3 separate regions of the Homo sapiens genome follow, and regions 1 and 3 are each linked to region 2. A link is a contact called in ENCODE Hi-C data. All regions are on one chromosome and are shown on one strand. The core of a region is the stretch at or near the end of the contact, and the rest is flanking DNA. Distances in the headings are between cores, read along the strand shown.

Region 1 (2,802 bases), core at 262-2,761, 4.4 Mb after region 2:
GTGAAGTATGAAGGCATGGGGGAAAGGGTATCTAACCCATGCCTGGGGGAGACAATTCCTGGAGGATGTATTGCTTGAGCTAATGGATGGAGTGTGGATCAAATACAGTTATAATGACTCTATATACTATGTATTAGGGTTATGTTCTGCCCCATTGCAGTATGCAGTACATGATGTGATTTTAGGTGGTCCATGGATGGACATTTAAACTTTTTGTAGTTAATGTGTACTAGAATAAAAATAAGGAGCACAACAAACTTGATTTCACAGAGTATTATGGTTTAGGATAAAGCCAAAAATTTTTAATGAGTTGAAATTGGCTTTAAATAAAAATATTGAATGAATAATAATACCTAGGTGCAGATTGGCAAAGATTGTGTAGGTGGTGTACAGATTACCCAAGTTTCAGAAATAGTATTATAGCAGAAGGACTACCTAAAATAAAATTCCTGCCTTCCAGGAATTCAACAGTTTGTTAAGGAACACAGACCCATAAGCAGGGGTGGTAAATGCTACACTAAATTTGGAAACCAAGTACAGGAGGAAGACAGGAAAACAGTGAGGAGCAGAGTGCGGGAGAGGCTACCAGCTACAAGACCAGTTGGAAGGCTATTGCTGTAGTCCAGGGGAGAGGTTACAAGAGCCTGAATTAGGGTGTGGCTATAGAAATGGAAGGAATACAAGTAATGTTAACAGGCCAATTGCAACCATACTGTGAAAACCTTACTGGTTGCAAGCAGTACGAAGGTGAAACTTATCCAACCAAGTCAAGGGCAGTGTTGCACACACACACACACACACACACAAAGTAGTAGGACAGCTGAATTAATCAAGTATAATTGAAAGCATACTTTTATTTAGCTTCGGTTATGAGAGTGTTTTAGTGCGAAATATTTAGATATTTGCCCCCATTTTCCCCACTTAACTCAGAAGCTGGAGAAATGTTAACACATATTGTATAACGCTTTCTATGTTCTAGGTTTTTTCTGAGAGCTTCACGTTTGTTGACTCCTCTATCCTCATTAACCTTTATTTTATAGATGAGGAAACTCAAACAGAAGGTTAGATAACTTGCCCAGGGTAAAGCAGCTGATAAATCAAGTAGCTAGGAAGAAACCCAAGCATTCTGGCTATTCTTAACACTACACCAGAATAAACGGGGCCGGCACACAACGCTAAGGCAAGTCACGTATCTGTATCGGATCGTGAAACAATCACTCTTACGGTTGGCAAAGGTTCTGGGATCGCAATTTCCCCACCTATAAAATGGAGATAACGACGCCGGGAGTTTGGTGCAGAGAGAGAGAATGAATATGAAAGTGAACTTCAAACTATGTATGTGGCTCCACGTACTACTTTTTCCAAATATGAATACTGGAATCCATAAACTGCAATTTATCAGTCCGTAAAACTCGTAGCGTCAGGGCGAGACTCCGCCTCTGGGGCCCCGCCCACCGCGAGCGGCAGGTGGGGCCGGCAGATCTTCTTTGCGCATGCGGAAACCGCTGCCCGCTTCCACCTCTAACCCAGGCTCAGAGTAGCTGCTGTTTCTGAGAGAACGATTCGTAGGACAGCCCCTGACGCCATTCCCTTTTGCCCTTCTTTCTGCGGGCCTTTCCGGTACTTGAGCGGTGTCCAGAGCGTGGCCAGTTCTCGTCTATCTGGCTGCCTTTAGGGAGCGGTGCCTAGCGTTGGCCAATAGTTGGCTGTCGAAAGTGCCGGCCCCCGCGCCGGCGCCTGCAGCAGCCGGGTGGGAAGGCTCAAGATGGCGTGCTTGTTGGAGACCCCAATCCGCATGAGCGTCCTTTCGGTGAGTGACCCGCCGCGGCCGCCCGCCCGCCCTCCAGGAAGCCTCATCCCGGTCTCCACCATTCCCCCAAGCGTGGTGTGCCTCCTGGGCACCACCCCCTGGGGTGGACCCCGGCTCAGTCTCGGGCCAGGGAGTGAGCGAGGGTGGAGAGGCGGGATAGACGGGCAGAGGGGACCGCGGCCGAGCCAAAGACGTTTCCAACTCCGGGAGCTCCCGCCGGTGCGGGTTCCCAGGATGGCGTCTGGCAGGCGGGGTGGCTGGGCTTATAGACAACTGGCTGGGCGGCGCGGCTTGGACTTTGCCAAGCGTTTCACTGAGCCTTCCTTTTAGCGATGCCGCTTCCCGGGGGCCGAACGCTCTGCCTTGTGAAGCGCCGGGCTTGCAGCCGGCCTGAGAACGAGCGCCCACTCAGCTCTCCCGGGCTTTGGCAAGAAGAGGTGCAGGCTCCTTGGCCCCCATTTCCTCAGAGCTGCCAGGCCAAGTCTGTGCGGCTTCTATCGCGTCCCAGCACCTGGGCACCGGCTGAAGCAGTTTGCTTTTTGGCAATGGTGATTCGTATCAGCTGCAACTCTTCCTAGTGTGTGTGGTTTTTTAAGCCCCTTTCCTCCGCTCTGCTCAGAGGTCGCGGCTCTGAGTCAGAGGAACTCTATGTTCCCTGTGCCTGGTATTCCGTTTTTCTTTAAGGGGAGTCAAACATTGAAGGGGGGAAAAGGGGGTGAGATTTATTTCCCCATTGTTGAAAGAAGGGAACGTATTGACATGCCAGGAAGTAAAACCTGTTTTTTTTTTTTTTAAAAAAAGTTTTTTTAAAGAAAAAGACGACTTTCACCTTTCACTATGTTGCTCTTGAACCAGGACCAGGAATGAAAGTTACTGGGAGATAACTTCGAAGGATTTTGCAACAAATTCGAGCTGTCCGACTCTGAGAATGGTCAGTTTACCAATGGTTCATTTGCTATTGTTGGAAACAAGCAGGCAAATACTGATTGACC
Region 2 (3,140 bases), core at 115-2,614:
GATTTTTAAAGAAAAAATGAGTCAGATTCCATAATTGTTTTAAGATAATTATCCTTGGCTACAAGGATCAAATGGCAAGGATGGCATCAGTACTAGGTTGGACAGGGAGTTGCTGGGTAGCCGTCCTAACAGATGTATTTTTTTGTGTGTAAGGTTGCGATGGCCTTTGTGCAAGTCTGTGGTTTTTGCAGTCTTTTGTGACAGTTTTTGTCATCAGGCATGGGTGCCTGAGAACCCTCCCTCCATGGCCTTTCACCAGCTCCATTTTTCTGATTAAAAAAAAAAATACAAGTGACTCCATTTTGATGCTGACAACTTTTTCAATGGCAATGTGGAACTGTAATAAACTTTTTTCAATCTTTCAGTGACACTGACATCTTCATGTCTCTACTCAGCCATACAATTAAATTAAATAATGTGTACATTTTAAAACAATGACAGCTGTTTAATGACAGAGACTGTGAACTGGGACCCTCTAGGCTGGCCACTTTTGGTGTTTTATTTGGGCCACAAGTTTTTGAATGCTTTCAATTACCTACAGAAAATTTCAAAAGTGGAAAATTTCCTATAAAAATCTGCCTTTATTGCTTCTCTTGAAAACTGGAAGAACCGGCCACCCAGGTCCCATAACACCTACCTGGCTGAATAGGGTCGGCCCTACTTTCAGCAGAAATACCTCCTGCAGTTTTCAACAGCCCCAGCTCTCCTGGGCGTTGATTTTCCTAGTTGCTTCCTTTAATGCAGACATTTGAGTTTGCAGCCCTAGATTGACAGTGTAGGGGCACTGAATTACTTAGGGTTCCCACATACATCGTTTCTTACACTCATTTTCTTCTGCACAGCACCTTTTTTTCCTTTAACCACTCGCAGATGCTAACTCATTCTTCAGGACTCAATTCCAATGTCCAGAAGCTTTTCTCTGAACTCATGATGGACTCCGCGTCCCATTATGTATTCCCACATCGCTCCGTACATCCATCTGTCACATCCCTTGTCACATTAAATTCAGATTAAATGTTTGTAGGATGCTTGAGTTCTTCACAAGTCTCACGTCACTTAGCGACGGTCGGGAACTCCTCAGTGGTAGTTTCGGGAGCCATTCATTCATTTTATTCATTTCATCATTCTTTCAACAGTCATAACGTAGGTGACGACGACTGACTCATCTCTTAAAAGATGTGTGTGTCCCTCGACAAATAACCTGTCTGCCCCTATCGTTCTGTAGGAGGACGGAGTCCCAGAGAACTACAACTCCCATCAAGCACTTGGGGGATCGCCGCGGCTGAGGGAGAGACTATGGCTTAGGAACCACCATTCGCGTGAGGCTCTGCTCCCCGCGCCTGCGCAGAGTGCAGGGCCACGTCGCTTTTGCTGTACCGGGGACCACGCGTCTCATCCATGGCTTCCGCGGACTCGCGCCGGGTGGCAGATGGCGGCGGTGCCGGGGGCACCTTCCAGCCCTACCTAGACACCTTGCGGCAGGAGCTGCAGCAGACGGACCCAACGCTGTTGTCAGTAGTGGTGGCGGTTCTTGCGGTGCTGCTGACGCTAGGTAAAAGGCGGCCGGTGGTCATGGCGGGTTTGGGGCGGGCAGAGGTCCGGGCTTTGGCTGCACCGCTGCAGGCCGGGGACGCGGGGCTGAGAGGGCGCCTTGAGGGCATCAGGAGGGTGAGACCCACCCAGTCTACACCCCACCCTCTCTCCTGAAGCAGCGGCAGCAGCTGGGCGTTAAGGGGGATGCCGGGCAACCCCCGGAGTTAACGTCCTGGTCCTTGGGGCGCAGATTGCTCTTCGTCATCTGCCCTGTTACGCTTGAGCGCGCTGTTCCTCGCCTTCCGCTGTTCTCACTGCAAAGACTCAGGGTCTTGACACCAACTTTCAGCCTCCCGTGTTTGCGTGCGGGCGCTGGGATACCAAGGTAGTGAGATAGCACCTGAGTCCCAGTCAGAGTAAGGACTGCAAAGAAAAGTTGACAGTTGACAGTGCCTGGCTCTCAGTGGATCCCTAACAACAGCAATAGTAACCATTATGATAAAAGTCAGTTCCAGGTGAATGAGGTGTTTCGTCACAGACTTCTGTGAATTTCCCCACCCCAGCCATGCACATATACTGATTCCCAAGGCGTAATTTTTGTTGTTTTTCTCTGTCTATTCCACAGTCTTCTGGAAGTTAATCCGGAGCAGAAGGAGCAGTCAGAGAGCTGTTCTTCTTGTTGGCCTTTGTGATTCCGGGAAAACGTTGCTCTTTGTCAGGGTAAATGATTTCATTGACACCCCTGTTAAGCTTAATAGAAAATTTTATAGATCCCAGTATTCCTGTCATCTCACGGTTTATTTTGTAAAAGAAGCTGATGCTGTTAAATTTGGAAGTTAATTCTTGACTTACTTGGGAGAACAAAAAGACTCGTAGAAACCCATAATTGAGAAATATTGGTCATTTCTCCTTTTTTTTTTCTGTTTGCCCTTGCCAGATGCTGATATTTAGTCTTTATCACATTCAAGGATTTTATTTAATTAGTTTCATTCCAGAATAGCAGAAGGCATAGAAGCTAGTGTCCTACAGTTTATAATTCCTTCGTTAACAAATTCTTAGGACAGTTTATCGAAGACACTTTTTCACAGGGTGATCCTTCTTTGACATAGTGGGCTAGTTAGGCTTCTTTTTACTAATATTTATTTTTAATACATTTAGTATTTTTAACAGTGTATTTTAATGTGGTGAATAGGAGAGGTTTTCTGCTTTTTAACTCTTCTTTTTGAGAGTATAAATTATTTCCCTTCCATTAAAGAAATACCTCCATTTTTTTTTTTTTTTTTTTTTTGAGGGAGTGTCTCACTCCAATGCCCAGGCTGGAGTGCAGTGGCGAGATCTCTGCTCATTGCAGCCTTGACCTCTGGGACTCAGATGATTCTCCCACCTCAGCCTCCGAGTAGCTGGGACTACAGGCGTGCAACACTACGCCCGGCTGATTTTTTATATTTTTTGTAGAGATGAGATTTTGCCATGTTGCCCAGGCTTCAAATCATTTTTGTTGGTTAAAAATCTTTACAGAAGCTTGGCAAATTTGGCCACTAACTGTCTTTTGAGAATAATGTTGTTTTTATTCCACTGAGGAGTAAAATATGCAATTAATTAGATTT
Region 3 (2,999 bases), core at 147-2,646, 4.8 Mb after region 2:
TGCAATAAATGAACATGTAACCCTTTCGAAGTCTCTATTCCTTATTAAATGCAAAAGCTCTATTCTAAAAATATTGCAACTTGCTGTTTAATGTTCCTAAGAAAGAGCTGAACTTACCCCAAATAGGAAAGAGTTAAAATGGAATGTCATCTCAACCAAATCATTCTGTCTCAGGAGAGGTGACATGAAGGGGCAGAACCTTGCTTTGAAGCAAAAGCTGTAGGGAAAACTCCAAGTCAGCCACCTCTTCCCCAAAAGGCGGGGCAGGGGAGGCCAGAGTCTACTTGGCAATATTTAAAGTACAAAACTCATGCAGAGGCTTGAAACCAATATGGGTAATGCCTGCACAGAGTTTAATATATTATACATATATTTTTGAGACAGAGTCTCGCTCCGTCACCCAGGCTGGAGTGCAGTGGCGCGATCTCGGCTCACAGCAACCTCCGCCTCCCGAGTTCAAGCGATTCTGCTGCCTCACCCGCCCGAGTAGCTGGGATTACAGGCGCACACCACCATGCCCAGCTAATTTTTGTATTTTTAGTAGAGACGTGGTTTCATCATGTTGGCCAGGGTGGTCTCGAACTCCTGACCTCAGGGGATCCGCCCACCTCGGCCTCCCAAAGTGCTGAGATTACAGGCGTAAGCCACTGCGCCCTGCCTGTTTAATATCATTGATTGAAAAACAAAGTGGCAGTAAAAAAGGAAACTCTGATTGGTCTCTCTGTTACAGGTGACTTAGCCTTCTGGCATTTTTCACCTTGAAAAACTCCTATTAGGCCCTGTATAAAGTCAGAGGTCTCCTGAATCCGGAATGAGGTTAATAAACTGGAGAAAGAGATACTCACCTGTGCTATTCGCCTAACCGCCCCCTTCTGCTCCGAGTCCTCACTCCCCAAACAACCTTCGCGGTTGTTTGACACAAAACTAGCGCTTCAGCCCGGGTCGATTTTGGGGGATGGAGTAATTACCTACAGCTTAAATCGAGTCTGTGCCCGACGTGATTCTAAGCTTTACTCTTACTGCCTCATTTAACCCTCACAACCACCTTGTAAGGCAAGAATTACCAGCTTTAGTATACAAATAAAGAATCGGAGGCGCTGAGACATTAAAGGAGAAGCCAAAGAACACAAAGCCTGGGGAGCTGGGACTGGAGGCAGTTTTGTCCGATCCCCAAACCCTTACGCAGGGATTTTTAATTGGCGCGACCCTGTCCCAGATGGCTCCTCCCCGACAAGGGTCAGTCTGACCACTTTTAGGCCCAGGTGAGGTCAAGTCCGGGGTACTCCGGGAAGGGGCTCACGCCGACGCCTCTGAGAGCCCCGAGAGCCACTCACCTTACTCAGTCGCCGGCCTCCCACCAGCAGCCAGCCGGGCCAGGTTAGGCTGGGATCAGCTACGTCAGGCCCCGCCTCCGCGACCGTTACCACCGCCGGGGGAGGGCGGCCAATCGAGCCCGAGCGCGTCGAGGGCCAGCCCCTCTTTGGCCTGCGAATGCCCCCAAACGATTCTCTCCAGCCTCTCCGGGAAGCTGGGTCCGCCCCGCTCCCTCCGGTTGGCTCACTACGGGGGGCGGGGCTTACCGCAAACGAAGGCGTCGGTGCGATGTGCTGGTCTCGGGCACGCTGGCGCTTCCAACGCACTCCTTGGGTGCCCTGTCACTTACATGGAGGCTTATTTGCCCGGAAGACGTCAGAAATACTTGTGGCCGTGGGTGAAAGTGAAGCCTGGGTTACCTGGCCACCAGAGACTGCCCTCTCTCTCGCCCCCTACCCCGCCGCGACTACGAGCCCTTGCTGGGGTACGGGTCAGCATGTTCTCGATGTTCCAGACCTGAATGACCACTGTAGCAGCTGACATTTGGAGGACCCCAATAAATATTTGTTGACGACAGTTCATCTTCCCATTCAGCATTTTCCACATCTCGACGAAGCGTCAGGCCCTACCTGAGGCTGTAGCTGTCCACCATTGTCATTGTATCTTATAGCCACATGGTGTCGCTGTTGACAACTTGTCTTTTCAAATCAGTCAAATGATGTAGGTCTGTGTTACAGTCAAATGTTGCAACAGACTGTGTTGCAGTCAAATGATGCAGGTCCCACAGTAGCCAACAGGGATGTCCCATCTAGGGCATCAGCCAAGGGTCTCTCATCAGGAGATCCAAGGGCTCTTGGAGCTCAATACTTTCAGACCCTTCTTAGCCTTCTTCCAGGCAGCTGGGACTACACTTAGGTTTGATCTCTGTGTTTGCCCCATGCAAACATGTCCCTACCCCAACCTACGCCTACCCACTGTGCTTTCCATACCTGGATATTCACTCTAACGACGGTTAGCAGATTGCATTTTCAGTTCTCAAAATGCAAATAGTCTCAGTGCTTCCCTTTTCCAAGATAATAGGGTGCCCTTGCATACTCTTCTGAGAATGGCTGCCCTAATTGTAGAGGCCAAACATCTTTGAGTCAGTTATTATTATTTTGGATGCACGTGATATAGAATCTGAGTTAAACTGTCTTCCTAAAAAATAAAGAAGTTGCTTATCTCGCATAACAGAAAGCTCAGAGGCAAGGGAGACTTTGATTAATTCAGTGGCTAAGCAAGTTAACAAGGACCCAGTTGCTATTAGTCTCTGCTTTGTTGTAAAAAAAAAAAAGGGTAGACTTCAAATTCATACTAACGTGATTTTCCAGATGTCTACTTGGAGAAATCAGGACCACATACTTTCTTTTTCATCTAAAACCTTTCCTTCTGGTTTTTTGAGCCAATAAGTTCACACAGGCACACACTCTTCCTCTTTACCAGTAACTGCCTGGGAAATGTACAGACAGCTTAAGCCTGGGTTCCAGAAGTGAAAAGGAGCTATGACAATTGGAATTGGCAATGGTGTCAGTGCTCTTTGAGTCACATGAGTTGCAAGGTGGAGACATGGCTATTTGAATAAAACTGGAGACCTGTAAAGGAGAAGAGGAAAATGGATGCTAGATGGATGATCACCAGTATCTTTC

What was found. A loop is a pair of places that touch in the nucleus more often than their neighbours do. Pooled maps may share reads with other maps.
Region 1: a map of CD8-positive, alpha-beta T cell shows a loop between it and region 2 (10-fold over the local background). The contact joins the promoter of ARMC8 here to the promoter of SRPRB in region 2. A Hi-C loop is called at or near these places in 2 of 168 maps with a recorded cell type or tissue (CD4-positive, alpha-beta memory T cell and CD8-positive, alpha-beta T cell) and 6 of 50 pooled maps.
Region 3: a pooled map shows a loop between it and region 2 (10-fold over the local background). The contact joins the promoter of CEP70 here to the promoter of SRPRB in region 2. A Hi-C loop is called at or near these places in 4 of 50 pooled maps.

The regions. Positions count from the first base shown.
Region 1 is chr3:138,185,790-138,188,591 of GRCh38, forward strand. It overlaps ARMC8 (armadillo repeat containing 8), which reads left to right and starts at 1,512. Exons shown (of 22, transcript NM_001363941.2): 1 at 1,512-1,810. The coding sequence starts at 1,766.
Region 2 is chr3:133,804,451-133,807,590 of GRCh38, forward strand. It overlaps SRPRB (SRP receptor subunit beta), which reads left to right and starts at 1,365. Exons shown (of 7, transcript NM_001379313.1): 1 at 1,365-1,552; 2 at 2,159-2,253. The coding sequence starts at 1,399. It overlaps LOC105374116 (a long non-coding RNA gene), which reads right to left and starts at 1,033. Exons shown (of 3, transcript XR_924513.3): 1 at 638-1,033. RefSeq lists enhancers at 1,017-1,126, 1,217-1,276, 1,417-1,626, 1,737-1,786, 1,817-1,926.
Region 3 is chr3:138,592,864-138,595,862 of GRCh38, forward strand. CEP70 (centrosomal protein 70) reads right to left here and starts at 1,397. Exons shown (of 18, transcript NM_024491.4): 1 at 1,335-1,397. RefSeq lists an enhancer at 1,602-1,661.